4 separate regions of the Mus musculus genome follow, and all the other regions are linked to region 2. A link is a loop called in an ENCODE intact Hi-C map of the cell type or tissue named here. Cell type or tissue: left cerebral cortex. All regions are shown on one strand. Region 1 has its middle 17 kb from the start of Gm25987. Region 2 has its middle 94 kb from the start of Gm25987. Region 3 has its middle 41 kb from the start of Gm49415. Region 4 holds the start of Gm49415 (a long non-coding RNA gene).

Region 1 (8,000 bases), 77 kb after region 2:
AAGAAACATTTATTTAGCTCCCTCATCTATGTGTTAGCCATGAGTCAGCTGAATGCACTGGGATTGGCTGATGTGGTTGGTTCTGCTCCAGGAGTCTTTTATTATCCAGAAACAGAGGGCTTCTCTGATGTGCCCTGTGTGGTTATGATGGAAACTCGTGACCTTAGACAAGAAGCAGGCACATACTTGCTTATATTTTATCTATTTGTCAGAGGTTGTCTTGTAGCTAAATCAAGTAAAGGGTTGGTGAAGAGGCTTTGCTGTCTTTTGTGGGAGGAGCTGCAGTCACACGACAGAGGCACATGTCAAGGAGTGATAAAGACTCCTGTCTGGGAGTTGCAATGGACTATAGTCACTTTGTCTACAATCCAGATTATCCTAGTCTTTGGGCATGTCTATGAGGAATTGTCTTTTTATGTCAATTGAGATGGGAAGTCTTGCTTATTATGGATGGCCCCATTCCTTAGACATTTTGTATGAGGGTGAGAGAGTAAGTTGAGTGCAGATATGCATGAATGCATTAATTACTTTCTGCTTCTTGAGTATGTATGTATGCAATATGATCAACTATGTCAATGTCCGGCTGCTGTGACTTCCCCACAGTGAAACATAATCAAAGGTCTAAAAGAGGGTTTCCTCAAAGTACTTTATATTCTCCTGGTATGAATATTTGAAGGGGCATATCTGTTGTACCAGGCTCTTTTAGGAATGATCTTATAGGAGCCAAGTGGTAGTGGTGCATGTCTTTAATCCCAGCACTCAGGAGACAGAGACAGATGAGACTCTGAGTTTGAGGCCGGCCTGGTCTACAGAGAGAGAATTCCAGGACATCCACAGCTACACAGAGGAAACCCTGTCTCAAAAAATAAAACCAAAAGCAAAAGCAAAACCCTCAAAACCAACCAACCAGATAAATAAATAAACAAACATCAACAGAGTTCTATGGTCTCACCTGCCCCAATTCATGTATTAGAAACAGTCCTTAATGTAATAATAGTATTGGAGGGTGGAACATTCTATGGATCTGCCTTCATGAATATACTAATGCTGTTTCTTTATAAAAAACTTTAACAGGAGTCTTTTATTCTGCCTCCTGTCAAGGAGGATACTGGTTCACTCCCCCTGGAGGAGGCTATCTTGTATATTTTGGGCAATTCTCAGCAAATGTCAGGGACTTGACTTTGTACTTCTAGTCTTCAGAACTGTGAGGAATAAAGATCTCTTCCACATATTTCCTGTAGTCTATAGTAGTTGGTTAGAGCAGCACAGATGAACTAAGAGAATAAGAGACAGCTTCTGTTTCTATGGAGCTTAATTCCTAGCAAAAGGGGGCCAGAACAATGTCTAGTGATACAGATGCTGTGCTTCCGTGAAGGGCCAGAGAAGAAATATTTTTGATTTTGGAGACTTCAAGGTCTCTGATACTATGGCTCATCTCACAGATAGATCAGGAAGGCAACTGTAGAGTAAATAGGAGTGACTGAATTATCATAAAACTTTGTTTACAAAACCAAGCCAAGTAGGATTTGATATAGAGGCTTAGGTGGTCCTGATTTGGGTGTACACAATACAGTAATGGAATGTGTAATGACTTGACTGTGAATGTCATCCCCTATTAGCCCATATATTTGATTGCTTGGTCCCCAGTTGGTAAAACTGTTTGGGAAGGATTTGTTCATGTGACCTTCTTGGAGATGTGTCATTGGGAATAGGATTTAGGGTTTTGAAAGCCCACCCCATTCTTATTTATGTCTTTGCCTCCTACTTGCAGATAAAGATATAAACTCTCAGTTCCAGTGTTGTTCCTGCCGGCTGCCATGCTCCCCCCATCATGAAGGCCATAGACTCACATCCTGAAACTGGGAAACACAATAAGCCTTTTGTTTATCAATGAAGTCATGGTATCTCATCACCAGGCTAGAAAGGGTAAGCTAGAATAGCAGAAGAAGGGGTGGAGATCAGAGAACAACTTTTCATCCATGTAACTTAAGGTGATCCCTAACCAACAGGAGGAAGGAGACCATCAATCCAGTGAAAGCCATAAGAGAGAAGGTCCCGGCCATGGGAAGAGCTAGCACAAAGGCACAAACACACAAAGGTAAAAAGGTTAGAAGAATCCAAGGAATGAAAGCAACCCAGAGGATGAACAGTGTGGTTGCACTTATGGGAGAAAGGGAGAACAAGGTGAGTGTAATTTGGGCTAATAAATTCAGGTATTTATAAAAAGCATAATATGAAGTGTAAAATTTATTCTGACACTTGTTAAAAAATAGTAAGACAGATAACATTTAAATTTCTACAATAGAGGAAAGCAGGATTAGTGATTTATGTTTCTGTGCGTCATGTAGGATAGAGCCAATAATTGGGGAAGGTGGTCGCTCGTTTTAATTGGCAACTTGACAAAATCTCAAATCACCTGGAAAGAGTGTCTCCATAAGGGACTGTCTAGGTCATGTTATCATATGGGGGTGTATCTTGATTATATTAATCTTGATATTATCTATCTATATATTATCTATATATATTATCATGGTTATATTATATTGAGCTGGGAATACCAGCTCATGTGAGTGGCACCACTCCCTAAGCAGGGGATATTGAACTGGATAAGAACAGAGAAATTTAGCTGAGTATAGGCATGCGTGCATTAACTATTTCTATCTGCTTCTTGACTCTGTATGGATGCATTATAGCCATCTATGCCAGGCTCCTGATTGCCAGTATTTTCCTAGTGATGAATGGTGTAGTAGATTGAATGAAAAATGCCTCAGCTAGGCTCATATATTTGAACATTTGTCCCTCGTTGTTGTTGTTGTTTGGAGAGCTCATAGAAACTTTAAGAGATACCGGCTTGCTGGAGAAAGTATGTCACTGGAGGTGGGTTTGGAGGATTATATAGCTTTGCTCCGGTTTCTGTTTCCTCTCTCTCTGCTTCCTATGTACAGATTAAAAAAAAAAGTGTCATCAGTCAGCTTCCAGATCTTGCCCCCATTCCATGCTATCCTTTCTATGATGGACTTGATCCCCTGGGGAATCATGGCCCAAACAAACCATTCCTTCTTTAAGTTGCTTCAGGTCAGAGTGTTTTATCACAGCAGTGGAAAAGTAACGAATTTAGACTTTAACATGGTCATGAGAGCTAGAATAAACCACTTCTTCCCTCAATTACTTTTGTTAGAGTTTATTATCACAGCAACAGAACAAACACCAAGACAGGCAGACAGTGGATTGAAAATTGCTCTGAGATTGAAATCTAAGTGTAAGAGGATTCTTTCTCAGCTGCTTGTTACAGTGTTTACTAATAAAAAGGTCAAGTGTTTAGATAACAATATATGGAAGAAGCAATACCTTCACATATGAAAAGTTGAGAGTCTTACGTCGAGGAAGTAAAAGGGATACAAGGGAAAGGACCCCAAGACTGGAGCTTCAGCTGTAATAGTCTGTCTCTGATTGAAGGGAAGATCTAGAGCAAATGTCAGATTAACTTCAGTTAATTCTGTATGGGAAGCTGTGGATGATGCCTTTAACAATTTACCTAAAAAGTAACAAAATGAGAGACAGCTGAGGCATCATGTGAAAACTCCTAACTTCCACGTTGAGATGGTTTGGTACCAGTTTAAGCCAATTGGTTTGGTTTCCCAATGGTCAACTGTAACTTTTTTTGATTGTCAGTGAGCTTGAGAAACTCTATTTTGAACTTCAGGACAATTTTAGAAAATATACTTGAAGTTATTATTAATATGTCAACTTAAATACATTAAATACATTAAGGTTTTTATTTTTTTTAAAGGAGACTTTTTTTTTACTGGGTGAAACTAGAGTTGTCAGTACAAGGTCAGAGTAGTGGGGCAAAGTCAAGATGTACTCAGTGTGGAAGCACAGAGCAGCCCGGGGTTTGGACAAAGAAGAAGCCTGTTATCCATCACTGTAGGAGCTTGGGAAGAGGAGTGACATGCTTTAATTTTTATTTAATCAGACTGCTTGTTGTTTCTGGACTGATTTCAAGAAGATAAGAGCAGAAGCAGGGAGAAAGCATAGAAGGTGACCTTCCTAGTCTGTGACAAGCTAGGCCTTGGATGCGAGGTGTGTCAATGGAAACGGACACAAGTCAATAGCTTGGAAGGTCCTTACAATAGAGGTTAGAGGTTAGAAGGACCTTCCAATGGGCTGGATACAGAAGTGCAGAAGAGGAGAAAGCCAGTATCTAAACTGACAATTGCTGGAGAAGGCTGTGGTCTCACTGAGATGCAGAAGACTAGGAAGGGAGTACTTTGGTACCTAATATAATCTCTCATCATGCAAGGCAATCCATAATGTGCCACTGGACTCTCTTTATCATAGCCTGAGGGGATCAATCAGGCAACAGAAGAAGAGAATGAGCTCCTTTTGGCTTTGATAATTTCGGCAATGACTACTGGACATCTACAAGGAGCTATGAAGTGGATCATAGTATTCATGAGTCTAGAGTTGCACGGAAAGGTGGTTTCTAGAAAGACAACTGATAGAACGCATCCGTGATAAATCATACTTGAAACTCCAGGAGTTGTTAAGACACTGGGTGAGAAAGTTCAGGGAAGGAGAGGAAGTTAACTGAAGTTGAGGTCCAGGAATCTTAACATTCAAGAGTGGGAGAAGAAACTGGCAAAGGAGACTGAAAGTGTAGCCAGGATATAGAAGGAAATCCAGTAAAACAGTAACAGAAACTCTGAAGAAGTAGTTGGCGGTGTTTCCTGCTGTTGAGAAATTTTAAAAATACAGTAGAGTGTGTTAAGATTTGGAGATAGACAATGAGTTCCATAAAAATCCCTGAAAAAAGACTGTGAAGCCCCATCATGATCCAATGACATCATATAAAAGAGTTCCTGTTTCAATTTTTACAACTGATAAAAAACACAACACAGCAGAATATGTGTCGTTAATTGTATAATGAGCAGAAACTTTCTTTTGAGTGAGTAATGTTTGAATATAAACAAGAAGAGGTCAGGTATCATTACTTGGAATAATGTGAAGAGAATATAGTTAAACAATTCAACAAAATTGCACCTCTAGTAGGTGCCTTGACACTTACCTGAAATCCCAGCATGGGGGAAGCAATGCAAGGTGTCTCAAGTTTGAGACTGCCTGAGCTATATAGTGTGACTCTGTTAAAGAAAAATAAAATGAAGAAGAAGAAGAAGAAGAAGGAGGAGGAGGAGGAGGAGGAGGAGGAGGAGGAGGAGGAGGAGGAGGAGGAGAAGGAGAAGGAGAAGAAGAAGAAGAAGAAGAAGAAGAAGAAGAAGAAGAAGAAGAAGAAGAAGAAGAAGAAGAAAGAAAGAAAAACAAAAAAGAGAAAAACATCCTGAAAATTTGAATATATGGCAGGATGTTCAAATAAATCAAAGATATGCAAAATAAAATAACAATAAACCACAGTTACAATACTTGAAGAGTATTAAACATTACTTCTTATTACAGAATAATAGGTCCATGAGGTAAGAGCAAGGATAGTCTGACTACCAGGAGGTGATGGTTAAGCTAAAACTTATAAGATCCATGAAAATCTAGCAGGCAGAGAGGGCTGAGAAGACCTACGGGGCAATGGAATCCAAGAAACAGATACTGTGAATGCAGGACTAGAAATGGTTGTTCAAGACTTTGACAATGACACGCTAGTTATCAATCACCCCTACAGGGTCTTCAGGAGTAGGGTGGAGGCAGGTTTACATGAACAACTACTGTACACAGCTAACACATAGAAAATTCTAAGGTAAAAAAAAAAAACATCTATTATTAGTGCTTTAAGTTATAGGGGTGACGTCACCACTGAAGTAGTGCACTGTCCTCTAGGAGAGTTGGGGGCAGGAGTTTCATAATATGATTTAATCTTGGCAAAGTGTTTAATTTTCTTCCTTAATGTTGAGGTGCTAAAACCCCTCAGGTAACCCTGTCCCCCACCCCCCCCCAACAAAAATAAGAACAAAACTTCCGGAACATAAAACATAATCTATCTATCTGGGATTGTGGTGGAAGCCTGAATTTGTTGGAATCTGTATCAGTGAAGTTGAGAAAATTGTACAGAGCAGGAGCCACAGCTCCTAGGGACACTGTGAACATAGCAGCAGTTGAGAGGAGGAGGAGGAGGAGGAGGAGGAGGAGGAGGAGGAGGAGGAGGAGGAGGAGGAGGAGGAGGAGGAGGAGAGGCTCCTGAAACATACTTGACACTTGATCTTAGCCAAAAGGCCGAGAAGGGATCTGAAACATACTTTAAATTAATGCCCCATAGCAACAAACTTTGAAGATTATGTTTCAACCACATAGCATTCGGGAGGAGTACTGGAAGCGGCTCTCAAATCCTAAACCATGGCAGCTACAAAGCACTGCATATTTATTCTGGCCCGCCCAGCAAGATGCTAGAGGGTCATTTTCTGAGCTTAGGCGTTCAGTAAGAGAGCCAGTCATCTGTAAAATAGAGACATGCTAGTTCTGCCTCTCTCAGACTTGCTGCCAAGCCCCTGTGTGATAAAGCTGGTGGTAATGCGTAGAAAGCTGACTACCACTGGAGATGTGTAAACTATTATTATTCCCCCACCTGCTGCTGTTAATGGCTCTGTGGTGCCCTGCAACCAAAATCTGCTAAGGAAATCTGAATTCTCACTGAGGAGCAAACAAAACACGTCTATCCTGTCTTGGCAAATATCACAAAAATAAGACATAATAACATCCTTGGGACAATTAAAAAAAAAAAAAAAGCATGACTCTTGGTCCAAACTGTAGCCCACTCAGAAACTTCAAGTTCCAGGATTCCAACCCAGCTGCATTGCTTCGAAGTTCTTTCTTTTTATACATGATAAATGACAGGATTTCAGATTGGGAGAGAGGGGCTTCCTCACAGACTTTCTGGACCTTTGTCCCCTTGCAATACAGTATTTTAAATGACACCCAAGTAACTCTGAAGTGCAAAGTTTGGAGTGGCTTAAAGGTAAATGTGATGTGGAACACTGTGTACCATGGCTTTATATGTTAATGTGTGTCTCCTGTGTGTGAAGATAAACACTTGTGAGCATGTCTGTGGAGGTCAGAGGGCAAACTTGAGTCCTGTTCTTTAGGTGTTGAACATCATGGCTTCTGAGACAAGGATACATTGGACTGAAAATTGATTGAATAGGTTGGATTGATCTATCAGGAGGCTCCTGGGATCTACCTGTGTCACCTCCCAGGGCTGGCATTACAAGAATGCTACCCCACCCATCTTAGTTTATGTCAGTTTGGGGTTGAGCTCTCATCCTGTACTTGCTAGACAAGCACTTAACTAACTTTTCTGTCCAACCAGTCCCTGAACATGTATCTTACTCTATTTTTTAAATTATTATTCTTTAAATTTTTTTTTACAGTCCAGTCCTTATCCCCTCACAGTCCGCGCTCTGACTGTTCCTCATCCTATATTTCCTCCGCTATCTCCAAGAGGATTTCCCTAACCCCCACCCCGACCCCACCAGACCTCCCCACTCCCTCGGGCCTTAAGTAGGGCCTTAAGTAGGGTTAGGCGCTATTTCTCTCACTGAGGTCAGACCAGGCAGTCCTCTGCTATATGTGCCAGGGGCCTCATATCAGCTGCTGTATGCTGCCTGGTTGGTGGCTCAGTGTCAGAGATCTCGGGAGTCCAGGTTAGCTGAGACTTCTGGTCTTCCAATAGGGTCGCCCTCCTCCTCAGCTTCTTAGAGTGCTTTCCCCTAATTCAACCACAGGGGTCTCCGGCTTCTGTCCACTGGTTGGGTGTAAGTATTCACATCTTACTCTTTCAGCTGCTTGTTAGACCTCTCAGAGGACAGGCATGCTAGGCTCCTGTCTGCAAGCACACCATAGCATCAGTAATAGTGTCAGGCCTTGGAGCCTCCCATTGAGCTGGATCCCAAGTTGGGCTGGTCACTGGACCTTCTTTCCCTCAGGCTCTTCTCCATTTTTGTCTCTGCAGTTCTTTTAGACAGCAACAATCTTGGGTCAGAGTTTTTGACTCTGGGATG
Region 2 (8,000 bases):
GAGAGCTTATAGCATAGTATTTTAAAGGATTCTTTCTCAGACACATAGGGTGCCCAAAAGTTATACAGCTTCCTCAAGTGTCCTGTAGGACTCTCCGTGAATCTCCTCAGATGATTGAGAACAAGCATGTCTTTGTTTTAAGTTCATTTCTCAAATGTTTGTTTCTACTTCTTTGTTTTTAACTCTTCCAGGAAGTGGGTGAGCAAGCAGGTGTCTAAAACAGGAATCCCTAACAAGAGTTCTACATTTTTTGTTTTTGTTTTTGCTTTAATTTATTCAAAATTATTCTTCCCCTCCCTCCTTTTCTCCCTCTCCCTTGCCCCTCCCTTCCTGCTTCCCTCCCCTTATGACCTTCTGCCTTTTGTTTCAGAGAAGGTGAGATCTCCCATGGATATCAACATGCCTTGGCATATCAAGTTGTACATTTAAGAGCATTTTACATTGTTTTCTTCCACATTTCCATGTACATGAGCCTCATCTTAGTCTCTGATGTCTTAATCTTTTACAATGGATGGCACTCTCAAAATTATTCACAATTATTGGGGTGACAACATCTTAATACCCGTATCATATCTACCACCTGCACTTCAGGTAGTATGATTTAGGGAGCATCGGTGATGGAGTCTGTCTTTGGGGTAAGTTTCAATCATACAAGCAGTTGGTACCCTTCACATCCTCCCTTTCATGGCAGATCCAAGACCAATATGGGTATCAGCTCTCTGCTCCTGCCTTTTGGTTCCTTTTTTTTTCCTTAAGATTTATTTATTTATTTATATTAGGTATTTTCTTCATTTACATTTCCAGTGCTATCCCAAAAGTCCCCCATAGCCTCCCCCACCCCACTCTCCTACCCACCCACTCCCACTTCTTGGCCCTGGAGTTCCCCTGTACTGAGGCATATAAAGTTTGCAAGACCAATGGGCCTCTCTTTCCAATGATGGCCGACTAGGCTATCTTCTGATACATATGCTGCTAGAGACATGAGCTCGGGGGCAGGGGAGTGTGTACTGGTTAGTTCATATTGTTGTTCCACCTATAGGGTTGCAAACCCCTTTAGCTCCTAGGGTACTTTCTCTAGCTCCTCCACTGGGGGCACTGTGATCCATCCAATTGCTGACTGTGAGCATCCACTTCTGTGTTTGCTAGACCCCAGCATAGTCTCACAAGAGACAGCTATATCTGGGCCCTTTCAGCAAAATCTTGCTAGTGTATGCAATGGTGTCAGTCAGAATGGATAAGATAAAAAACTTAGGTGACAGCAGATGCTGGCAAGGATGTGGAGAAAGAGGCACACTCCTCCATTGCTGGTGGGATTGCAAGCTTGTACAACCACTCTGGAAATCAGTCTGGTGGTTCCTCAGAAAATTGAACATAGTACTACTGGAGGATCCAGCAATACCTCTCCTGAGCATATATCCAGAAGATGTTCCAACCGGTAAGAAGGACACATGCTCCACTATGTTCATAGCAGGCTTATTTATAACAGCCAGAAGCTGGAAAGAACCCAGATGTCCCTCAACAGAGGAATGGATACAGAAAATGTGATACATTTACATAATGGAGTGCTACTCAGCTATTAAAAAGAATGAATTTATGAAATTCCTAGGCAAATGGTTGGACCTGGAGGGCATCATCCTAAGTGAGGTAACCCAATCACAAAAGAACTCACACAATACGTACTCATTGATAAGTGGATATTAGCCCAGAAACTTAGAATACCCAAGATACAAGATACAATCTGCAAAACACATGAAACTCAAGAAGAACGAAGACCAAAGTGTGGACACTTTGCCCCTTCTTAGAATTGGGAATAAAAAACCCATGGAAGGAGCTACAGAGACAAAGTTTGGAGCTGAGACAAAAGGATGGACCATCTAGAGACTGCCGTACCCGGGGATCCATCCCATAATCAACTTCCAAACACTGACACCATTGGTTCCATTTTGAACTAGGAATACTATTGTTTATGTCCTGAAGCCTCCCTTTTACATTCCCAACTTAGACAGTCTGACTTAGAGTCCCTCACAGTGGCAACATTTATTGCAAGACAGACATCTCCCACCATGTACATTGTCATGATGCCAGAGCATACCCACCAGTGTCTCCCTAAGCTAGGAGCCAGACCCACAATCCTGGTTACTGTGTGCCTAATGTAAATGTTATGCTTTTGAAACCAGCTTTCTTCAGACTTTGCATTTCAGTAGAGCATTGTTCTTCTCTTCTTTCTTCCCCTGCCAGCTTTATTATCCTGCATCCCCCAATGATTGATTTCATTCTCAGTCCATGTATTAAGAATGAATTTTTCATATATAGCCTAACTTTTTCCAGTCCTATGCTGCAAACCAGGAAAGGTCAAAGTTTATCAAGATAATGGACTTTTCACACTAGCAATCCTCTCTTGCCAATGACCTTCTCTTTCAGGCTAATTGCCTTTCGTCTCTAGCTACATGTACTCTAGACTTTGATAGGAATATTTTGGATCCATGAGTCTGCAGTGAGGACACTACCTGTTCCTAACATTCATCTTTCAGTGCTGCATGCCCAAGCGGGGATGGGAACTTTGTCAACTGTATGCACCTTCCTTTCCATTCATTCAGATATCAGTGTTCTCGTCATGTTTTACTACACAAGTGATTGTAGGTTTGCCTCCTGTAAACTGCATAATATAGACAGGACATAAAAGACAGCTATGGTGTTTATTCTCTTGGAAATTGTGGATCCTTCCCCAGCCTCCTTCATATCTTCTGATATTTCTCTGCATAATGAGGAGGATGGGAAGTTATCATGAGGTTTCCAAGATTTCTATAACCCAGAATCTTGCTTGGGTTTGAAAGCACAAAAGTGATGTTTTCCAGGTACCCTTCGATTTTCTGTCTATAGAGATGCTGCCCCTGGTAGTGAGTGCACCACAATGCCTGTGGCAGTCTTTGTGGGAGTTCAGAGGAAACAGATGCAGCAGTGGCTTGCTGGTCGACCACAGATGTTCCTTGGGATGTGTTTTTCGTGTTTAGGGAAGGTGCAACCTGCCTCTGTGATGATATCTTGGTAGGAGAGGAGATAGAGAAATATGACAACATGTATGGTTTTCAGAAAAGTTCAGGTGGGAAACCCAAAGCAGCCTATATTTTTTTTTCTGTGGGGATGAAAAGAATTTCCTTCACTGACAGCTCAAGGAGTGAGGTGACATCCCACATCTGGCACTGGGCTATTTGGCTATGTTTGGCTCTGACAGGAGCTTTATACCTGTAGGATTACTCCAATAGAACTCTTTTATGTGATACATGTAGCTATGAAGCATAGAAAATAGTATATTTACATAATAGCCTTTGAAGCATCCTTTATATTATTTATTCCACCCACATTCCTTCCTCTGCTATTCCTGCCTTCTCTTACCCCACTTAGCCCCCATCCATTAATTCACATTTTCCCTTATTTCCCTCACATTTCAAATTATTCCCTTCCCAGTTTCCTCTCCACAAACACTCTATCTCATCCCCCATCCCCTTGCTTCTATGAGGGTGCTTCCCCATCTACCCACCCACTCCCACCATAGAAAGATCACTGTCCTTAGACAATCTCAGAAATCTTAGAGGAGTAAGCTCCAGGCTTCTGCCAGTTGTGACTTTCTAGACAACTTCTATGTCTGATATGGCCAGGATGGGGAGGACGCTCAAAACCAATGCTATTCAGCACTTAGATTAATTAATCTACCAAATAATTTCTCCATGTTTTGGGTTTTTTGGCCAAGTTTACTGTAGTAGGCCTGTTTCCTCCTATGGAGTTTACCTTAAATTCAACCAGACAGCAGGTAGTTACCTCTGTAATACTTGTGTTGCCATTATGCCAATGGTCATATCTTTTTAGACTGATCATGAAACAATTTGTTATAGAACATTTAGAATTTAGCTGAAGGGTTGAGGAAGAAGTCTCATTTCCTCCCTATCATATGGTTGACTGTCTTTCAGTTTATACAAAGCTATGCAATAAAGCCTTTAACATTGGTTTTAAAGATTCCTGAATTTTGACAAATATAAGAATTTCAGGGATTTATGGGATGGATATAAGACCTACATCAGTTTTATTTCTGTCAGAACTATTAACAGGTGATGGTCCAGGGGAGGTAGAGTTTGTTTTCTTTAAGTGCATGGTCCCCAGTAGATGGACCATGGGAATCTTATGTATATATGGGCAGTGTTAACTGCACTCAGTGTTTTTTTTTTTTAAGAAAATAAAAAGTAGGTAGAAAGTTGGATCTTTGAGGAGGTAGGAAGAGTAGGGTGAATATGGTCAAAATATATTTTATACATGCAAGCAATTCAGAAGAATTAATACAAATATTATGTATTGAAAATTTTTCTTTGAAAGGCACACTTTAATTGATAATTTAAAAAATACCCACAAAATCTTTTTCACTTACACCTACATGCTGTGGGATGTAGGCCTTTAGTCAAGTATGACTGAAAGATGGAAGAGTGGCTTTGTAGAGGTGGTAGTATGGGCAAACATTCTTGGTGTTTGGGTAGGCATCCATCATGGAAAGAATTGGAAGGAAGGATGAGTAGACCCAAGCTTAGGACCAGCAGGGACTGTGGACTGCAGGCATTTTCTACAAGCCTAGGAGCACTTAAGTATAAATAGCAAGACAGATGGTAGGGGATGAGCCAAGACAACAGTAATGAAGAGATTGAGGGGGGTCCTCTATGCTAAGTGTGGAGGCTTAAATTCACATCTTTTGGGTGATTCCCACGACAGCTAGAGTGAGTCACCTGCCCCTGTGTCTAGACATGATGGAATATAAAAAGATTCATGGGACATATGAACATTGGTGGAGTTAAACTCTCTTCTCAGCTGAAGATGTCAGAGACAGTTTTTTCCCTTCTATTCCCCCTCACTTAAGGATGAGGGTTCTAAGAATTATCTGTACATAACAAGATCAAAGAGGGGAAAGAAGGGATTGCTTTCTTGAATGGAAAGCCCGATCCTCAAATTTTCAGGCCGTGGGGTGTTCTGATTTGCACATCTGGACTCACTGAACATTTTTCTCTTTAAGTCTCCGTGGCTTCAAAGAGGAATCCAAAGAGAGGAGACCAGGTGTCATGCTGTGTTTTGGACTTTAGTCATCTACAGGGTCCTTTTTGATCTGTGATAGGAGAAAACATTGCACATTGCATATTCATGAATATCTGCATTAGATATGGCCTGGGTCATAGAGTTAAAGATAACAAAGGAAAGCAAGGCAAAGGGCTTTAGCAGGCAGCAGGCAGGGAACTCTCACTCAAAGCAAGAGGCAAGATTGATGAGGGAGGAGACTCATAGAAATCTGGTTGAGGTTCATAAAGCTCCATGCCTTTATGATGAGCCAGAAGTTTAATATATAAATGTTCTGGGCCCATTTGCCACATTTCTGCTCAGAAGAAACATGCTGATTCCATGGGAAGGTCTCTAGATTGTTCTTGAACATTAGGCTTAGATAGCTTTCACATGTCCTGTTGCCCTTTCTCTTTCCTTCTTTGCCTCATATTCTAACTTCTGTCCATTGATTAATCATATCTTGTCATTAGCCACTGATTGTATCCAAACTGTACTTAAGGAGTTTATACACCTAGTCATTGTAAGATCATAATGTAGCCAAGGACCAAAGAGAGACCTTGATATTGGGTTACACCAGAGTGAGAATTCTGGCTGTCCCATTAAACAGGATAAGTTATTTAGCAATGGAAGAGACATAAAGAAAGAATGTAGGTCTCAGACTCCCTTCCCAACACTCTATTTCTTAAGGAAACTCTAGAAAAACTTGTGTGACATCATCTTCTTACCTAGCTAACAATGCCTGCGCACTAAGGACAGGAGGGCCAACTAGTGGGAGGTAGAGGCAGATGATGCAGAGAAGTAGGATGGTCAGACAGTCTAGAAGTGCTGATTCTCAGGGGTGGGTGAAACTTGGCTAAGAACCTAACAGCATATGTCCCCAAATGGCAAGTCCCTTCTTGTACCACCCCCAAGCCATGGCACGGTACTAGAAGGGCTACAGATGGAGTTCCAGTCATTCAAAGAAGAGAAAGGGCATGGAGCTGCTAAGACAGCTGGGCTGCATCAGAAGTGCTACACTAAGCCCACTCACACATGTGCTCTGCAGAAACCTCTGTGGAGCTCAGCTGATGCAGATGGGGCCTCTAGAGTCCCATTGGGTATGGCTTCCTATGATTAGTTGCTTACTCCATAACTGAAGTTTGTTGAAAGTTTCAGTGTCAGACACATTTTGTGTGCTACTTGCTCTTCTTTCTACCTTTGTAATAATCCTGAGGCAGAAATTATCATTTTCATTTCACTAGTAAGGAAATCAATGTTAAATTAAGTACAGCAATTCTTTTATGTTTATTCAGCTAGGGTTGAGTTCAGGCGTGTTTAGCTGAAAGGTCTTTTATCTGTCTTAATTTATATGTTAATATTAACTAATTGAAGTGAAGAAGCAGACAAGATTCCTGCTCTCATGGTGCTTTCATGACCACAGCATGATTATATAATTATTAAAGAGAGCAGACAACTAATAAAAATATATACCATTTTATATGTCATATATCTTATAAAGCTAACCAAACCAAGACAAACAAACAAGCCACTTGGCATGTCAATAGGGATTACTTTAGTCTGGGTGATTTGAGAAAGTTTTTGTATTGATCTGGAAATGATCAGACAATGAAAAATACTAGTCAAACCCAGGGTAGAGTCCAGCCCATCACATCACACACGTCACAGCATTTCACTCCACCAACCCCTTCCCATCCTGTTTCTTGCCATCCATCAATCCCATCTCATCCTATCCTACTGAGTCCCTTTCCATTTATACTATTCCATACCACGTATTATATCTCATACAAAAACAATTCTATTCTATTTCATTCTATTTCTTCAAGCCCTAATCTACTCCTTCCCTTTCATCTGACCCATCTCATACTGTTCCATGTCATCCCATGTCATCCCATCCCGTCCCATTTGTTCCATTCTGTCCCATCTATTTAATCCTCTCTCATCCCATCCCATCTCATCCAATTCAATCCCACCCCATCCCATTCGAGAAATCCTATTATTATTCCATATTACCCACCCTATCTTACCTATTTTATCCTGTTCCATTCCTTTCCATACATAACTCTCTGAAAACTATTATTGCATCCACAAAGGCTCTCATTGCAGTCTGATCATTGAGTTATCCATCACACAATCATGAGCACTGAGATTCAAGATTGGTAGGACTGTTATGTGGTCAGATTTATTTGAAATTATTAGCACATGATATAGAAAACAGCCAAGTGTGGGAGAAAAATACGTGTATCCTATCGTGTTTGCTTTTCAGCTAAAGAAAGAGATGTGGAGAAAATAATTTTCACTAACAACTCTTTTAGTCAGATAACTCTGTGTTACCTATTAGGTAGGATCTGGGCTAAATGTGCCCAACAGTAGATCAGTACAATCTGGTTGACTACTGTTGAATGGGGACTCGAATATTTACATTTTTTTCTCATTATCAGAGGTCTGAATTCTTTAATTCAGATTAAATAAAGATTCTTTAAATCTACAAGATGTTTGAGGAACTCACCATGTTTTAAACCTATGTTCCTTCTTTTTCTTCCACCAAATTTCCTCCATCACTTCTCAGTTTCCCTGAAGTTTGAAATCATCAAATGGTAGAATTGCGATTTATGTGTTCTTTCATTCATTGAGTCACTTTCCTGAAAAATCATTTGGAGTGGTCTTAAAAGGACTTTTATTCAGCTATAAGGAAAAACACCACTATTATATTCATAAGAAAAGCCACAGAGGGGCTGTTCTTGGGGGAGAGGGTTGATTTCTTGCCCCTCATCCCCTATTCTCATATTCTGTCTCCTCCATTCCTTTCTCTATTTCTCTCCCTACTAAAATGAGCTAAAGAAACTTGTATATTACATGTTTCTTCTGCCATGATGCTGAACTCAAAGTGTATGGGCCAAGCAACCATGGAC
Region 3 (8,000 bases), 140 kb after region 2:
CAGTTTGAAAATTCGTTCTATTCTTCCAACTGATAACAAAGGATTGTGATTTTAAGAAATGTGATTTTTGCCAGGCGGTGGTGGCACATGCCTTTAATCCCAGCACTTGGGAGGCAGAGGCAGGCAGATTTCTGAGTTCAAGGCCAGCCTGATCTACAGAGTGAGTTCTAGGACAGCCAGGGCTATACGGAGAAACCCTGTCACAAAAAAAAAAAAAAAAAAAAAAAAAAAGAAAAAGAAAAGAAAAGAAATAGGATTTTTGTGTGTTTAATTCTTAAGTGCCATGTACACACTGAAAATAAGAAGCCAGGGCTTGGGAGATGCTTCTGTGATCAAAACACTTGCCGTGCAAGCATGAGAGCCTAAGTTTGAGGGTCTGCATATAACTCCAGCTTTAGAAGATACTAACATGGATACCTGCTTTCCCACACACATATGGATGTGCCCACACACATGCAAACCTACACTCACATGAAAATGTGAAAAAATGATTGGCTTCCATGAGTTACCATATCTTTTTTATACAGTTTGGATTCAATGTGAGGCCATGCATACAGTGCATCATTGACAAGAATGGATGGAGAAGAGAATATAGGTTTGTTAGTAGGACTAAAATCCAAGAGGTTTGGGTAATTCAGACTTACTAAATTAGTGGAGTCACTGGCAATCTTTACTTACATATAGAAAAGAGGATGGAGATAACCTTTTACACATTATGTGGGATGATCTAAGAAATTGCAAGGGGTAGAGAAAACCTTAAAGTAGCCAGGTGGGGCTGAAGCTGGATCTTTTTTGGACAAAGGAGGCAAAAGTTATATAAAGAGAAGGGATTTGGTAGAGAATTTGGGCAATGAAGAGAAGAAAGGAAAGGGAGAGAAGAGAAGGAAGGGAGAGAGGGAAACACAGAGAGAGGTAGGAGAAAGAAAGGGGGAGGGGGAGAGGAGGGGAAGGGGAGAGAGAGAGAGAGAGAGAGGCGCTGTTGAAAAGGAAAAATTGCTTAATAAAGCAATGTAGGTTTGGAATGTTGGTAGATGTGTTTTGCTCTTCTCTGTAACCACAAATACCCTTCCTTTCAAGTCTTAACTTTTTTTTTTTTTTTTTTTTTTTTGGTTTTTCAAAACAGGGTTTCTCTGTGTAGCCCTGGCTGTCCTGGAACTCACTCTGTAGACCAGGCTGGCCTCGAACTCAGAAATCCGCCTGCCTCTGCCTCCCAAGTGCTGGGATTAAAGGCGTGTGCCACCACGCCCGGCTTCAAGTCTTAACTTTTAAAGAAATCAACCATTCCCTTCCAGACACCGATGTAATTTCTGATGTTGTAAAGAGGAGAAAGCTCTGTGTGTGTAGGGGGGGGGGGGTGTGCACGCGCACGTTCACATGCATGTATGTGTACATGAGTATGAATGAGTGTCATCAACAAAAGTTTCTGGGACAAAGCTGTGTCTGTAGAGCAAGGCTGATTTTTCTGGTTACAGTTATGGTGATGTGGAGAGATTGTGATGGTGAAGGCCCAGAACTAATTATTTTATCTTAAACTAGCTTTAGCCCCATGAATAGTCATTCCTCAACCAACTCTGTGACTAATAGATTAAAAAGCCAAGCCAAAACAAACAGACAGAAATCCTTTTGGAATCTCTTAAGTCAGCCAACCATTACCTTCTACCAGTCCCAAAGTTAAGAATGGCATCAGCATCTGAGGGTGCTGAAACCTTCCTTTCTGTGACTACCCCTCTGCTATAGCTAACAATGTATTTTACACTGGTCTTTGGTCTGAAAACTATAAAACATTGTGAAACTTTTCCCATGTTGAAACATGGAATTTAGAGTAAACTAAATTGGTGTCCTGGGTCATGGTCACTCAAATTTGACTCTAGAATAAACCATTCTTTAAGGCGAGAGAGGTGGTTTTTGCATTATCATTGTGTATGCATGTGTGTTTATGTGTAGGTCTACGAACATGCATGTATGTTGGCATGAGTGCATCATTTGCATACATGTGTATATGTGTATGATATATGTTTGTTCCTGCTTCTATTTCAATGTTCATGTAGTAAGAGAGAGTTAAGAGAGGGACACATAAGAGGACTCAGCTATATCTCAGTTGTCGCAGTTGGTCAAGTACAGAGTCCTTCAGAGTGGACCAGGATGGAGTGAGGCAGTTGTCTATAACATAATTTTCTCATTCTGCTGCATTCATTCCTTAGGACTTAGTTCTTGAAACCTACCTGGGTGAGAATCCCTGGTTGACACACTAAAGTCCCTATCATCTTGGTGTTAGAGTTAGTGATAACAAGATTAACTACAAAGAATATAGGGTTGAATATATAGCTCAGGTCCATAAAGTGTTTGCCGTGGGAGCACAAGAATCTGAATTTAAGCCCTTATAGCCCACATAAAACCCAGGCATGGTATGTGTGCTTGGAAGCTCAGTGATATGAAGGTGGAGACAGGAAGACCTCTGGGGCTCACAGATCATATGGGCTAGCCTAATCTTCAAGACCCACATCCCCGTGAGAGATCCTATCTCTGAACCCCAGATGCATTAATCTGTGGGCTAAAAAGGACACAAAGTTGGGTAGATAACAAAGGATATACACAAGTAAGGAGTAGAGGAAGAGGTCAATATGGTCAAGACTCAATATACAAAATCTACGAAGAACTGTTAATCAAAAACAAACAACAAAAACCAGCTACCGAAGAAGGACACTCAAGGTTGACTTAGAACCATCATGTGCTTGTGCCCCCCTTTACATGCATTTACACCTGCACACACACGTGCCCACATGAAGAATCACATATACATTTTTTTCAAAAGAGATTTTTGACAGATATTTTTTATATTTCACTAGCAACTCAAGGCAGCTAAAATCAGGAAAACACAAAGGACTTTCACATCCTAAGTGGAGGATAATGGATAGTGTACAATTGATACACGCTTAACATTTCTTATGCTGAAGTAATTTTGAGAGATCTTTGCTCCTTGCTGCTTATAAGTGATGAAATAGCATCCATAAAATGCAGGTCAAAAAAGCACAGCTTGAAAAAGCAATTAAAGCAACCCTCTATTGCTTTCCCCAGTCACCTCTTTGAAATTTATGCAGTAGGTCCACCTTTTCATGCCCCTAATAAAAACAATGCAAACTCACTCATAGCTTTTTAAGCCATTTTAAGTTCCAGCCATTGTCTTGATTTAGTACTCCAGTGCCCACTCAAAGATCTTAGCCCAAATGGGGTGATTTTATAGTGAGTCTTCTTCATTCTTTTGGGCATAGATAAGTTTGCAAGAGCCTGTGGTGGGGAAAGGTAGGACCTCTGTGGTGGGTTTCTCAATATCTGACTTGTGTTTTAACTGTTTAATGAATGACAACTTCTTTTTCCATTTCTATCTCTCTGGGACTGGAAGGGGTGAGAGGAGAGGGGCAAGTGAGAAGATCTGCTTTGGATGTCACTGCAGGATCTGTCAGAACCATTGACATTCCTGGATACTTCAGACATCTTACATTTACAAAAGCCTCTGAAAGTCCCCCACACCAGATAGAAGCAACTGCATTTTGGAAGATGTCTCCTTCCCTTCCTTTATTAACTGCTAGAATTCTGACTTTTTAAATAATGACATCTCACCACAACTTATATTATTAATTTCAAGGTACCTTCTCTGGCCATCTCTCAATGAAAAATGTCACACGTCACCTCACTGGTTTCTGGAAAAAGCTCCTGTGGCCTTTGCTCCAAGAAACCCTAGGTTTCTAAGCAGGCTCCATCAAGAAACTGGTGATTGGCCCTCTTCTCTGTGGTCCCTTGGTTAGGAGTGGATCTCAATGTAAGAAATACTTCCTGGAGCTTTGGGGTGACCCACAGAGGCCAAAATGCACAAAATGCACTGTTGCAGACATCTCTGCAGGTTTCCTCTCTCCGTCACTTTGACTTTCGTTGCAACTGCAGTGTGGATGAGGCTCTTTGGACAGGCGCCCTGACATTTCCTTTTCAGTTTTACCACTGGGAATCTGGATTTGAATTTCTCATGTGTTACCTCATGGCACTTGCCAGAGGCTTTGAATTTAACAGCCTGCTATAAATTTGCTTCAAGATATCTTGTGTGCCAAGAAGAGAATTTTTTTCCTCTCTCTTTCTCTCCCTCCTTCTCTTTTTGGTCTTTCATCCAAATGTTCTGTGCCTGTGCAACTCTGTGACTCAGTAGCTTAGACACATTCTCTAAGTCACGAGATGGAATGACTCACACCTGTTTTGTACTGTCTCTAAAGATGACACTGAGTCTTCAGGGAGGACGACAGCACTTGGTACAATTCAGGTAAGGTGGAAGCTAGACTGAAGAAAAAAATCCCTGGAAAATTAAGATGAGACACGACATCTGGTACTAAGGACAGACCATGGCATAAGGCATACCATTATGCTACATAGCACATCACTTTTTTTTGGAAACCTTTTATTAATAAACTTCCATAGCAGAGACTATAATTACAGGATCAGTAAAGATAAGTCCAATGGTTGTGGCCAAAGAAAATGCAGATTATTTAAGATGAATTTGCTTCTTTTTCATCTGATTCGTCATCATCCATCACCTGCTCTACACCTTCCACTTCTGGAATATAAAACTGCAGCATGTTCGAATCCCGCTCTTCAGGGTGATGATGGAGCTGGGGCAGCTGGGGCAGGAGCCCTGGAGCTTCAGCCGCACAATGCCATCTTCAAAGGCCCTGTAGATCACGTCGCCCCCATCCTCCTGCACAGTTGGCCGTATTCTAGTATCTAACAGTTCTTTAATCATTGCCACGACTCCGTCATCTTCCTCAGAGCCTGCTTCTCCCGGAGGCGGAGGCGTCTCCTCGGTCACTAGGGGTAAGCCAGATGCAAAGAAGTCCATAATTGTGGCATGAATGTCTGGTTTCAGTAAATTCCAGTCTAACTCTCCATTCTCCTTTGTGACTGTGATGAAATCTGGGCCGAAGAAGACGCTCTTCACACCTTCAATTCTGAATAACTGCCTGGCCAGAGGGGAGCGGAAAGCTGCAGCAGGGGTGGAGAAATCCATGGTCCTCGTCTCAAGAACCCGCTTTCCTGGTATAAACTTTAAGCTGTTGGGATTTGGGGTGTCTTGTGTTTGAATAAACATGTTACACAAGGATGCGCGCAGCGGGAAAAGTGGTCTCCGTACATATTGGTGCAGAGGTTGTTTCTTAAAGGTGTGTGGAGTCGCTACATGACAGAACCACCTGCACAGCCGGGCTACACCGACCGCTGCTCCCCATGCCCGCTCGGCCGCCGCCATCACTTCATTTTTAAAACAGCCATCCTCCTCTCCGAAGTAGTATTATTTCTTCAGATATTGCTCAGATGTTACTTTTTCTAGAAAGCTTGCTTGACCACAGACCATAGTAAGGCTGTGCTCTACTCTTTCAGAGCAAATTGCTGTTGAGTATTTATCACACCGGGCAGTAATTGTCTGCTTGCTCCTGAGCTTCTTCATTTATTATCTAAATGAAAACAAGACAGACAAGTGACTGTGTTATCATTTATCCTAAATGCCTGGTGCAAAGCCGACATTCATAGACGCTTAATAAACATTGTGTTTATGTGATAGTTAGGATAAGGTTAGGGTATCCTGTAGCAACAAATAACCCCCAACACTAGAGATCTTGGCCTAGGTAAGATAGAATGTGTCCTCACGTTAGGCTACAGAGACATACCAGGGAAGCTTTCCTTCATGAAGTGACCCAGCCAGTCAAACCTTCTAGATCTAATAATCCCATTTCAACAACCTAATGTGCTCTGTTTGTTTTGACTTTCACTCTAAGAGTCACTGTCACAAAGATTTAAAGAACAAAATGTAGGAACTGAACCCATCACATGATGAGCATTTCACTGTGAGTTCAGTGTGGTTTAGAAAAAACTATTAGAAAGATAGTTCTTCTCTCCGTTTAACACACCTGAGAACCCACTCATAAAAATACTCTTCAGACGTTTTCAGAATAAATATAACAGAAACAGGAAAAAAAATGTTGATCTAGGGTTTAGTGGTTATGAGCACTAACTGTTCTTCCATAGAACCCTCGTTTGATTCCCAGCAGCCACAGGGCAGTTCACAGCCATCTGTAACTCAAGCATATTGTGACCAGACATATATGCAGGTAAAACACCAATACATATAGCAAACAAATACAATTTATAAAAGCGTTTTTAAAAGCTGTAGTAGAGAAAATGTAATGCTGAGATAGTGGGCACCATCTACTCTGTGCTTTAACATGGGATTATGCAAGTCACTTATGTGGCACATTGGCCAGGACTGCTCCTGTGGATTTGTGTCACTGTGATGGTAAGCGTATGATGGTAGTGTGAAGAAACTAATCTCCCTGTTCCCCAAACCCCATTTAATCTCTTTGTGCAGACGCTGGTCGGCTGAACACTGAGCTGACTAGTTTGACAGACACTGGAGCAAGTGGAGGGTAAAGTGTTATGCTGGAGAAGGAGGCTACACGTGGGAAACTCTCAGGGCCACATGGAGTCCATCTTTGTTCAACCATATGAGCTGCTCTATCTGTTGGAGGCTACATGGTACCTCGGATCTATTATTTGTGCTTCTAACAAATACTTAATCAAGGACTTCAGCAACCATGTGACAGAGTTGGGATTTGGGCTTGGCACTTGTTCATAGTGTGGAATATTCAAACCTATGCATGACAAAAATTTTGGGCAAGCAGAAACAAGAACATTGGGGTGCTGCTAAATTGGTCCCAGGACAAACAGTGCAGTGAGCAGTTGCCTCTACTCTTTTAATCAAATTTGACAGACATACCACAATGTAGCAAGGTCACGTTTTCAGTCTCTCTCTCTCTCTCTCTCTCTCTCTCCCTCTCTCTCTCTCTCTCTCTCTCCTCTCTCCTCTCTCTCTTGCAATGAAGAGTTAGCAAAAGCCACATTTTGTTATATTTGATATATTTAATTTTGGCAGCTCTATTGAGTACCTGTAATGCTCAGCAGGGTTGAGGTGCAGAGGGCTTACAGATGGGATATGAGCAAGCCCTGTGCTTTAGGTGCTCAGCATTTAGAAGGCAGTGGGCAATGATTGCAAGCTCCTTCTGTCCACTGCATTGCGAAGGTCTTCCTGAGTGAGGCAGTCTGCAGCAATGTGAGTCAGGAATTTGAGAAGAGTAGGGTTCAGAAGTAAGAACTGTCTATTTTTAAAAGTTGTTGTTGTTATTTTTTTAAAGATGCTGGATAGTTTTTGTTGTTGTTTTCCTGTTTGTTTTCTAAAGAGAGAAAGAAAGGGCAAAGAGTTGGATGACTGGAGAGGCAGGAAGGATTTGGAAGGAAATAAAATGTGGGGAGTGTGTTCAGAATATATGAAAAAAAATTTAATGTTTATAATTGCATATACTATATGTACTGGCTAGTTTTGTGTCAACTTGACACAGGCTGGAGTTATCACAGAGAAAGGAGCTTCAGTTGGGGAAATGCCTCCATGAGATCCAACTGTAGGGCATTTTCTCAATTAGTGATCAAGGGGGAAGAGCCCCTTGTGGATGGGACCATCTCTGGGTTGGTAGTCTTGGGTTCTATAAGAGAGCAGGCTGAGCAAGCCAGGGGAAGCAAGCCAGTAAGTCTCCTCATGACCCTGCATCAGCTCCTGCTTTCTGACCTGCTTGAATTCCAGTCCTGACTTCCTTGGTGATGAACAGCAGTATCGAAGTGTAAGCTGAATAAACCCTTTCCTCCCCAACTTGCTTCTTGGTCATGATGTTTTGTCCAGGAATAGAAACCCTGACTAAGACACTATATTAATTCATTTCTCATCTCTATGACAAAATACCTAAGGAGATCAACTTAAAAGAGGAGAGGTTTGTTTTAGCTCATTGTTTCAAAGGTTTCAGTTCACTGAACATAGGCTCCACTGTTCTTGGGACCTGTCCTGATGAAATACATTTTGATGGAAAGGCATGGAAAGGCTAAGCTACTCACTTCTTGCAACCAGAGAATTGTGGTATGAA
Region 4 (8,000 bases), 180 kb after region 2:
ATAATGAGTTGTGGCTTAAATACAAGTTGAGGACATGGGGGAAATTGCCTTTCAGAATTCAGAGTGCTGAAAGAAAAGAGAAATGGACACTGAAGCACCACCAAGTTATATCATTTAGAACCAGAGATGAAATCCAACATTATACAGAAGCCAGGCCCTCAAAGTGAATGTCTAAGCGAACCTCAGATGGAGGCTCAAGAGTGTCTATCTGGTGAACAGTAGCAATGAAATAACCGTTGCCTTAATCAGTAGCTGGGAAAGTGTGTTGGGTGCCAAGGATCATGGCTAAGTAAGACCTACTAATTCTCTTCATGCCCATTTATTGCTGTGTATGGTCTCTAATGCTTCTAATGCAAGGGCCCAACTTTACTTCTACCCCAAGTTCTTTCCTGGCTCCTAAGCTAGGACCACAGAGAGAAGGGGAGTGAGGATCAGAATCCACAGGACTCCCAAGTCAGGGTGGGTTTTGTGCTCCTTTATAGGCTGCCTTGATAACACAGATCCTTCTCTGCTACCCTTCTTTCAAACTGATATTTCTCTTGCTATCATAGTCCCTCTGTGTCTAATTATTACTCACAAAATCCCTAAGGTCAGATCCTTCAACTCTTGTTTGGTCTGACGAAAAGTAGTGGATTTGCACACTCAGTTCTTGGCCACTGAAATCTACCTACACAATTTCAAACACATGTCTGTGCTCAAGACTTCAGAGGTGTTAGAGAAAGAATGCCCATGACTCTTCCCAGGATCCCACTCTGTCTTTAGGTAAAAACAAAACAAAACAACAACAGCAAACCCAACAAACAAACAAATAAACAAACAGGCAGACAGACAGACAGACAGACAGACAGACAGACAGACAGACAAAAACAAAACTAGAAATCATTGATTGAAAAGACCACTACTGTTTTTTAAAATATCTTCTAACACTTTCCAAGTGTTTATGTATTTAATAGCAAAATAATAATGCCCAATATTTATTGAGCATTTAATACTTTACAGTGTGTTGAATTCACTAAAATAATGATCTATTTTATCATAATATTAGCCAATGAATTACAAAATGTTGAACCAGTTTTATAAGAGACTAATGAGTAGATTGTTCTAATCTTGACTAGTATACAGTCTGAGATAATGCAGAATCTTATATGCTGAAGCTATATCATGAATTAACAGAATTAATGAGTAAAGCATAATAATTTTAAAAGATAAAGTGGATGACTCTACTTTAGTTTCCAAGTAAGGAAAATTACTAAGCACAATAGAGAATCAGTTGAGAGAGTGTGACACCCTTGGAGGAGAGAAGACAGCAATGAATATAGAAAATACATTTAATTTGCCTAGCCTGGTAATGTCACATATACATAGTCTACACTTTATGATAGGCAAGAAGTATTAACTGAGGCTATAGAAAGCTGAAATTTAGAATAGAACCTAAATCCTTAATAAGAAATAGAATAGAAAAATGCAATTATGAAGGTAGGAATTAAAAAGGAAGTACTTCTTCAAACAGTGCTCTATGGGGGCGGAATCCAACCCTTCAGTGCAGGTGAATTTGGAAAATGGACTCCATAATGCAAGTTCAGAAATCTCAGCTCAGTATATTAGTATAAAACATGATTCTTGTGTTATAGCATCCCTGCAGCCCTTGATGAGAGACAAAACAAAGTGCTTAGAAGCACAGATTTACTCCTCAAATGCATACATTTCCCACAAGACAAAATTAGCTTTCTCAGAAGATGAATTAACCAAAAGCACGTACAAATTACATGAGCAATGGCTTACCACAGGAGAATTTCAATGATCATGGTTAACAGGGGACCCAACACTTCCAAGACACTGAGACAACAGAACAGTCCAAAGGGACTACACAAAAGGAATATTCTAAAACTATTAATTAAATGAACAAAAAAGCAGTAACCATAAAGAGACAATAAGACATTTTAAAGAAAGCTGTATTACTTTACAGAAAAAGAAACTTGAATGACTAGACAGTAAGAATTGAGTTCCTGAATTTAAGAATCTACCATGTTAGTCAAATATCAAGCTAGACACAGCTGAAGAAGATGACTAGAGAGCTGGAAGATAAATCTGAAGAATATAATAGTCAATGAGTCAAAAGATAAAAGTCTATGAGGGAAAAATAAGAATATCTGCTGAACAGAGCTAGAAAATCCAGAATTTCACCAGTATGTAAGATTTGTAAAAGTAGGAAGATTGCGCAAAGGCAGTACTAAAAGATGTGGATATGGGCTTTGCAAAAAGGATTAGACATATTATCAGGATGTGAATCCTCAGCAGTAGATGAGTTGAGCTTCTCAAGATAAAATAGAAAGTCAAAAGGGGGGGGGGGGAGCCAGATTCAGATGCACTCATCCTGAGTGTCAAATTCTCCATTGTAACCAGCACATCAGTGCCTCCATACTGCAAATGCATCTTCGGCATCCTCTTTAAGGGCTCAGATCATGACTAACCCAGAAAGCCCTTAGAGCTATAAAACCCCTCTGAGATACTATGTCACCCAAACCCAGTTCCAGTCATGAGGCTGTCAACACAGCATTTCTTGAAATATGTTTTATAAAAAGCAGTTTTACCACGTGGTGCTCTTTGCAGAGTGATAGTGATATTTTACTGGTGAGATGTGTTGGGTTCTGTGGTCAAGTATGTTTGAAAACAATGTGTATGATACATCTTTTCCCTGAGTTAGTAAATATCAGCACATTAAACTCAATGACTGGTCCTGATGATGATCTCTGACCCACTTCCTCCTAAAAACTGAGGAGATGTGAATACAGGAATACATCTTCTAGATAGTTCCTTTGCTATGGAGTGCAGTACCCTCTGAGGCATTCCTCTCTGTTTTCCATATAGCTGTTATTAACAGAGTAAATTTCTATATGAGAAGGAACTCTTTCATATCCTTTGTATGGCTAATGATTATGGGTCATAAGGATGAAATACCAACACCTTAGCCCAGTCAAGTTCTATTAAAGTAACAACAGACCCAAGATCACTGTGATTTCCAATAAGAAACATTTTGTTGTTGTTGTTGCTTATTTATGTCTGCTCCTGATGACCTGAGCCTCTGCTTTTGCTCTTCGGTGGGAGGTCCATGGTGATACAAATGCTTTACTTTGGTCTAGTGGAGTAAGTGGGAGGGAGGAACCATAAGGTGATCAGGATAAGAAGCTTCCAAGGACAGGGAAGCCAATATGTGAGAATTATAGTATCATCAACTACATTGTCAACTCTGTCTGAACTACTTGGATATGCCAAGTAAGTGCTCTGTTGCATTGCTTTTCCCAGCTTCTTTTTTATTATTCTGTAGACTTATTTTCGGTTTCTTGGAATCTTCCATTTTGTATGGAATTCCAGACGAGGGTGATGAGGGTAATGATGATGGTCATACTGGTGATAATGATGACAGTAATGATGATTGTGAAGATGGTAATAATGAACTGAATGGTGATATTAGTGCTGATTGTTTTGATGTTATTGGGTATGACAATGATGATGATAGTGATGATAGCAATGAGAGTAATGATAATAAACACAGCTGAAGATAAGAAGCCTGTGGCTTTACTCTGTCCTTTACCTGAACCATCTCTTAGAATCCTCACAACCGGCCTGGCATTGGGCATTCATTGTGTTCCTTGTACAAATTGGGAAACCGAGGCTCAGTAAGCTTATTTAACTTAGCCAGATTCATATAACTTAGACAAAGCAGAGGTGATCTTACCATAAAATTCGCTCCTTCACCTCTGATGCATACTGCCTTCCTAAGCAGCAATGACCCTGGACATGCCAGAGAAGCTGAAGATGAGCTGACACAGTTGTCCTCTTAAGAACATATGCTGTGGGATATTAATGTCCAAAACAGAGATCGATATTCTGTGATTGCAATGTGTGAATCAGAATATGTTGGCACATCTTTCACAAGTGCTTGTCCTCTAAGCACCTAGAGGGCCATTTGTACATTTAATGTACATTAAAACCATCTGCACGCTCCTGATGTACTAATCAACAGAATAATTTATGAACATGATGTGGCTCACAGATGGAGAAGTGCTTGACTTTATATCTCCTCCGACTTTTCGTGATCACCTGAAGCACCGTGTCAAGAAGACTCCTGAAATGTCTTCAAGGAGAAGTATAGTCAAAGAAATGCCGGGTGAAAGGAAGGAAGGAGGAAGGTGTGGATATGTGTACCAAGCATTTGCTATCTCTGTTTAAGGAGAGTTAGTCATATGCTCCTAGGAGAAGATCATCTTTACATTAGTATTTAATATTATTAAAGGTGGAAGGAGAAATGAACCCAAATCTAGCATCTTCCTGTGACACAGAGCTTCACCTCTCACAGCACAGTACAGACGAGAAGGAGTGCTCTTTCCCTATCATTTGCATGGCTGTGACTGCAGGACCTGACAGAGATAGTGTAAGGGAGGGGTGGTTTGCTTGTGCTGTGGTTTCAAAGGGCTTCATTCATTATGGTGGTGGGGAAGGCATGGTGGAGCAGGTGAGCTCAGTGCAGTGGAAATCTGTGTCAAGACTTGCTCACATAGCTCCAGACCAGGAAGCAGAGAGTGCAGCAGAAGTTGGGGGCCAAGGAAATCTTCGAAGGCTCTCTCTCAATGACCTGCTTCCACAAGCTGCTACATGGTTCCTAAAACTTTCACAATCTCCCCAAATAGCACCACTGGCTGGGAAGAAACCTTAAAAACATGAGCCTGGAAGTGTGTTTCATATTCAAATTTAAGCAACAGACAAGAAGCTCATAGTTGTCAACTAACTTTCCAAGACCCATACTAGCAAGGGTTAGACATGGCATGTAGCTTTTTTTTTTTTTTAAATTATTTTTTACTAAATGACAGCACACCACTTCCTAAAATCCTCAGACTTCAACAAAATGTCTACTGGAATGTGTGATGATTCCAGGATTCCCAACACTTTTCTCATCTTTCCTCCTTGCTGGCTGAAAACGCACCCCTTTCAGAACACAAGTGACTCTGAGGAAACACACTCTGTTAGACCAGATCGTGCCTCCCAAAGGTGGCAGGTTTGCATCACGACTTTACATAAATGCTCTTGGCACTGGCAGTGGGCGTCAGGCAGGAGGATGGCTCTGCCACAAGACAAATATAGAGCTGCCATCCTTAAAACTCTAGCAAGAGACTAACCCTCAAGGGAGATGCCATGCAATAAATAATTTTTTGCCACAACACATTGCTTCCCTTTGCATAAATTTAACACCCCATTCTCTGTACAATATGTGATCTTCCTGCTAACTCTCCACAGACATAAATAGCTTTGGCAAGATGTGATAAAGGAGAAGTGGCAGAATGGAAGGGAGACAGGACACACTGAAGACCTTGACCTTGATGCTGGCTTTTCCTCAGAGAATATTATTTCCTGAATATTAAGACTATTCAGAAAGTGATGACAATGCAGCAAATACCAGTCTGATGGAATCCCCAGAGCATGATGTAATTTCTAATTTTAGACTCTAGAATGTCAGTTCCCTATTTGCTCTACAAGGTGCTGCCTGGCTGCATGCTTGCTCCCTCCTTTCCATTGCAGTAGCTAACATATTCCTCACCTTAGGTATGAAGCCTCGGCACCAGAATCAAAAGCCAATCTTGCCTCCAAGGAAAGGACTCTGAGAAGGCTTAACAAGACTAAGACCTGTCAACTATTTATTTTTCCTCAAGTCTATATACCACTTCAGGTTGTTCTGGAATTTTTGATGCACATATGTAAAATTAATAGATGTATTTCTGGAGTATAGACTGTTAGATATTTCAAATCTACTTAAGTCATTTTTCCTGTAGTTTTTGTTTCAAACATGTGTCTCAAACATGGCCTTTGGGCAATAGAGAATCTTTAATTTAAAATAGTATGGCATGTGCCCGTTGCTCTACATAGCTTATGTAACTTTGGCATTCAGTCTGAAGAGAATGCCTCTCTCCTGTGGATAGAAGACACCTGGTTAGGTAAGTTCATCTTCTTAGTGCTTCAACATTGCCATAATTCAGTACCACAATCTGCTTGTGTTGTCTTCTTCTGATCCTTGTCATTCTGAGAGTGCCATTTACTGTAACCCATCTTCCTGTATCTACAGATTTCAGTGTGACCACACAATCTGTAGATTCCATTCCTGGAAATTGGGCATCAGAAGGAATTCCAAGGGGCAGGGAAATGTCAATTCTATGCATGTAGTTTGATCACTAAGGTGCAAGAAAAATGAAATTTCACACGCATAAAATTTGGCCATGTCAGGGCAGGGGGAGGGTATAGGGGACTCTTGGAATAGCATTTGAAATGTAAATGAAGAAAATATCTAATAAAAAAAAGTTGGCCATGGATTTTCAAATTTCAGGTGACAAAGTCACTACTTTGAATAGAAACTAAAAAACTACAGGCCCAGATAAAAACCAAGAGCAAAATGATTCCAGAAGGAGTTAAGTCAAGGACAGTAAGTGGCACGATGTGCTGTGGCGTATATACTGTCTCACTGTCAACAGCCTCCCCTGACCTGGTAGCCAATGTCTGTGTCTACACTGGCAGTTCCTAGTTGAGGTTATTCACACTGGCCAACTGGAGGAAACAGGGCACTTCTGTTTCAACTGCTTCATTTCTAGGATTGACTTGGATTTTCCCGGTTTATGTACATGGGCCTATAATTAATCCTAACAGCTTTCACTAATGTTGCAGGTACCATTTGGTTATGGGCAACCCAAGGAGATGGATTAATGGACTAACAAAGTAGAACTAAACGCCAGCTATCATCTTTCCAGACCATCCTTTTGCTGCCTAATACAGCAATGGTGAGTAGTTGTGCCGAGTATCACACCTGTCTGGTATGTTACATGCCTTAAATAGACTTGGAACTTAATATTTTATAAACACTTATTCCAAAGTTCTGAGTTCTGATGTGGCATTACATTGCCACCCACTAGAGTCCTTGTGGGCATCAAAGGTCAATTATATTGCTTGTATGCTATCATTAACTCAATGGCATAATCATAAGAGCCTAAGCCACTGGGTGAGAACATAAGGAGTTAAACTCCAGCTGTATTCCTATGACTACTGCTTCTTGTCACTCAGCCCCTGAGATGTATTACCATGCCTTACTACCTAATGACCATTTACTGCCCTAATACCTTAGCTCTGCTATAACTTTGTTCTCTCTGAATATTGAATCTATATATTTTAACTGAGAACCAGTACTGGAGGACTGTGGCACTCTGGCCTTCCTGTAGAATGAAGACAGTCTGCTGGGTTAGAATAACTCAGTTACTAACCATCTTCACTGCTTTCAAGCCACATCAACATGTCAATAATCAACTATTCCAAATACTTCCATCCCAGCTTACTCTTGCCTGGATGCACTCAGTTGCCGTGAATACCAGTGCTGTTTTTCTAATGCAAACATGCAGAGGCCCTCTCTGCTACCTAGGGTTTGCTAGAGAAAGAAAATGGATTGAAAGGATATTCATTGTAAAGGGGATTTATTACACTGGCTCAAGAAATATCTTGAAACTGGGTAGTCCAACATTGGCTGTCTTCACACCAGAGAGCCTGAGAGTCCACTAGCTACTCATTCCATTCAGTTGGATGACTCAACAGTCGCAAACTGGTGCTGATGGCCTGGGGTGGGGGGATTCGTTATAATCTTGCCCTTTTTGATCCCAGATCCAATCAAGTTGAAAATCAAGATTAACCATCACATCATGCTTCTCTTCACTCTCATCTAGCCAGCCACTCAGTTCTGTTAGCTCATCTCCCCATAGCTTTCCAGCAGAACCTACTTCTGTCTCTCTTTATGGTCAGCATGTTGGCCTAAGCAACGAGCATCTTCCACCCTGACTCCACCCTGTTTCCAATCTTTCCCTCTACTATTTTTTGCACAACAAAGCCAGAGTAAGCTTTTCAAACCTATGTGGAGTTTACAAACTGGAATGCACTGAGCTCTAAGTGTTTTCTCTTTGTCTTAGCCTCTTTCT

Evidence for each region. Hi-C counts contacts between places; a loop is a spot of excess contacts. Peaks named below come from ENCODE experiments on the same cell type or tissue, not always from the same donor. Only the 100,000 strongest peaks of a DNase experiment are listed, where the experiment ranks them.
Region 1: a loop joins it to region 2, with 5 times the contacts of the local background. A loop is called at or near these places in 2 of 42 quality-filtered maps.
Region 3: it touches region 2 in a loop (8-fold over the local background); 2 of 42 quality-filtered maps call a loop at or near these places.
Region 4: a loop joins it to region 2, with 12 times the contacts of the local background. A loop is called at or near these places in 2 of 42 quality-filtered maps.

What each region holds. Positions count from the first base shown.
Region 1 is chr15:68,650,566-68,658,565 of GRCm38, forward strand. No RefSeq gene overlaps it. Among named protein-coding and RNA genes, the nearest start is that of Gm25987, 17 kb to the right of the region's middle. In left cerebral cortex, no CTCF peak of the experiment used is centred here; DNase peaks (open chromatin) are centred at 59 and 4,688.
Region 2 is chr15:68,573,681-68,581,680 of GRCm38, forward strand. No RefSeq gene overlaps it. Among named protein-coding and RNA genes, the nearest start is that of Gm25987, 94 kb to the right of the region's middle. In left cerebral cortex, a CTCF peak has its summit at 1,090; DNase peaks (open chromatin) are centred at 4,695 and 6,005; H3K27ac peaks cover 917 bases.
Region 3 is chr15:68,710,480-68,718,479 of GRCm38, forward strand. It overlaps the pseudogene Gm7859. Among named protein-coding and RNA genes, the nearest start is that of Gm49415, 41 kb to the right of the region's middle. In left cerebral cortex, no CTCF peak of the experiment used is centred here; a DNase peak (open chromatin) is centred at 4,097; H3K27ac peaks cover 1,680 bases.
Region 4 is chr15:68,749,933-68,757,932 of GRCm38, forward strand. Gm49415 (a long non-coding RNA gene) reads left to right here and starts at 5,354. Exons shown (of 3, transcript XR_003951645.1): 1 at 5,354-5,987; 2 at 6,709-6,821. In left cerebral cortex, no CTCF peak of the experiment used is centred here; DNase peaks (open chromatin) are centred at 4,695 and 5,099; H3K27ac peaks cover 4,259 bases.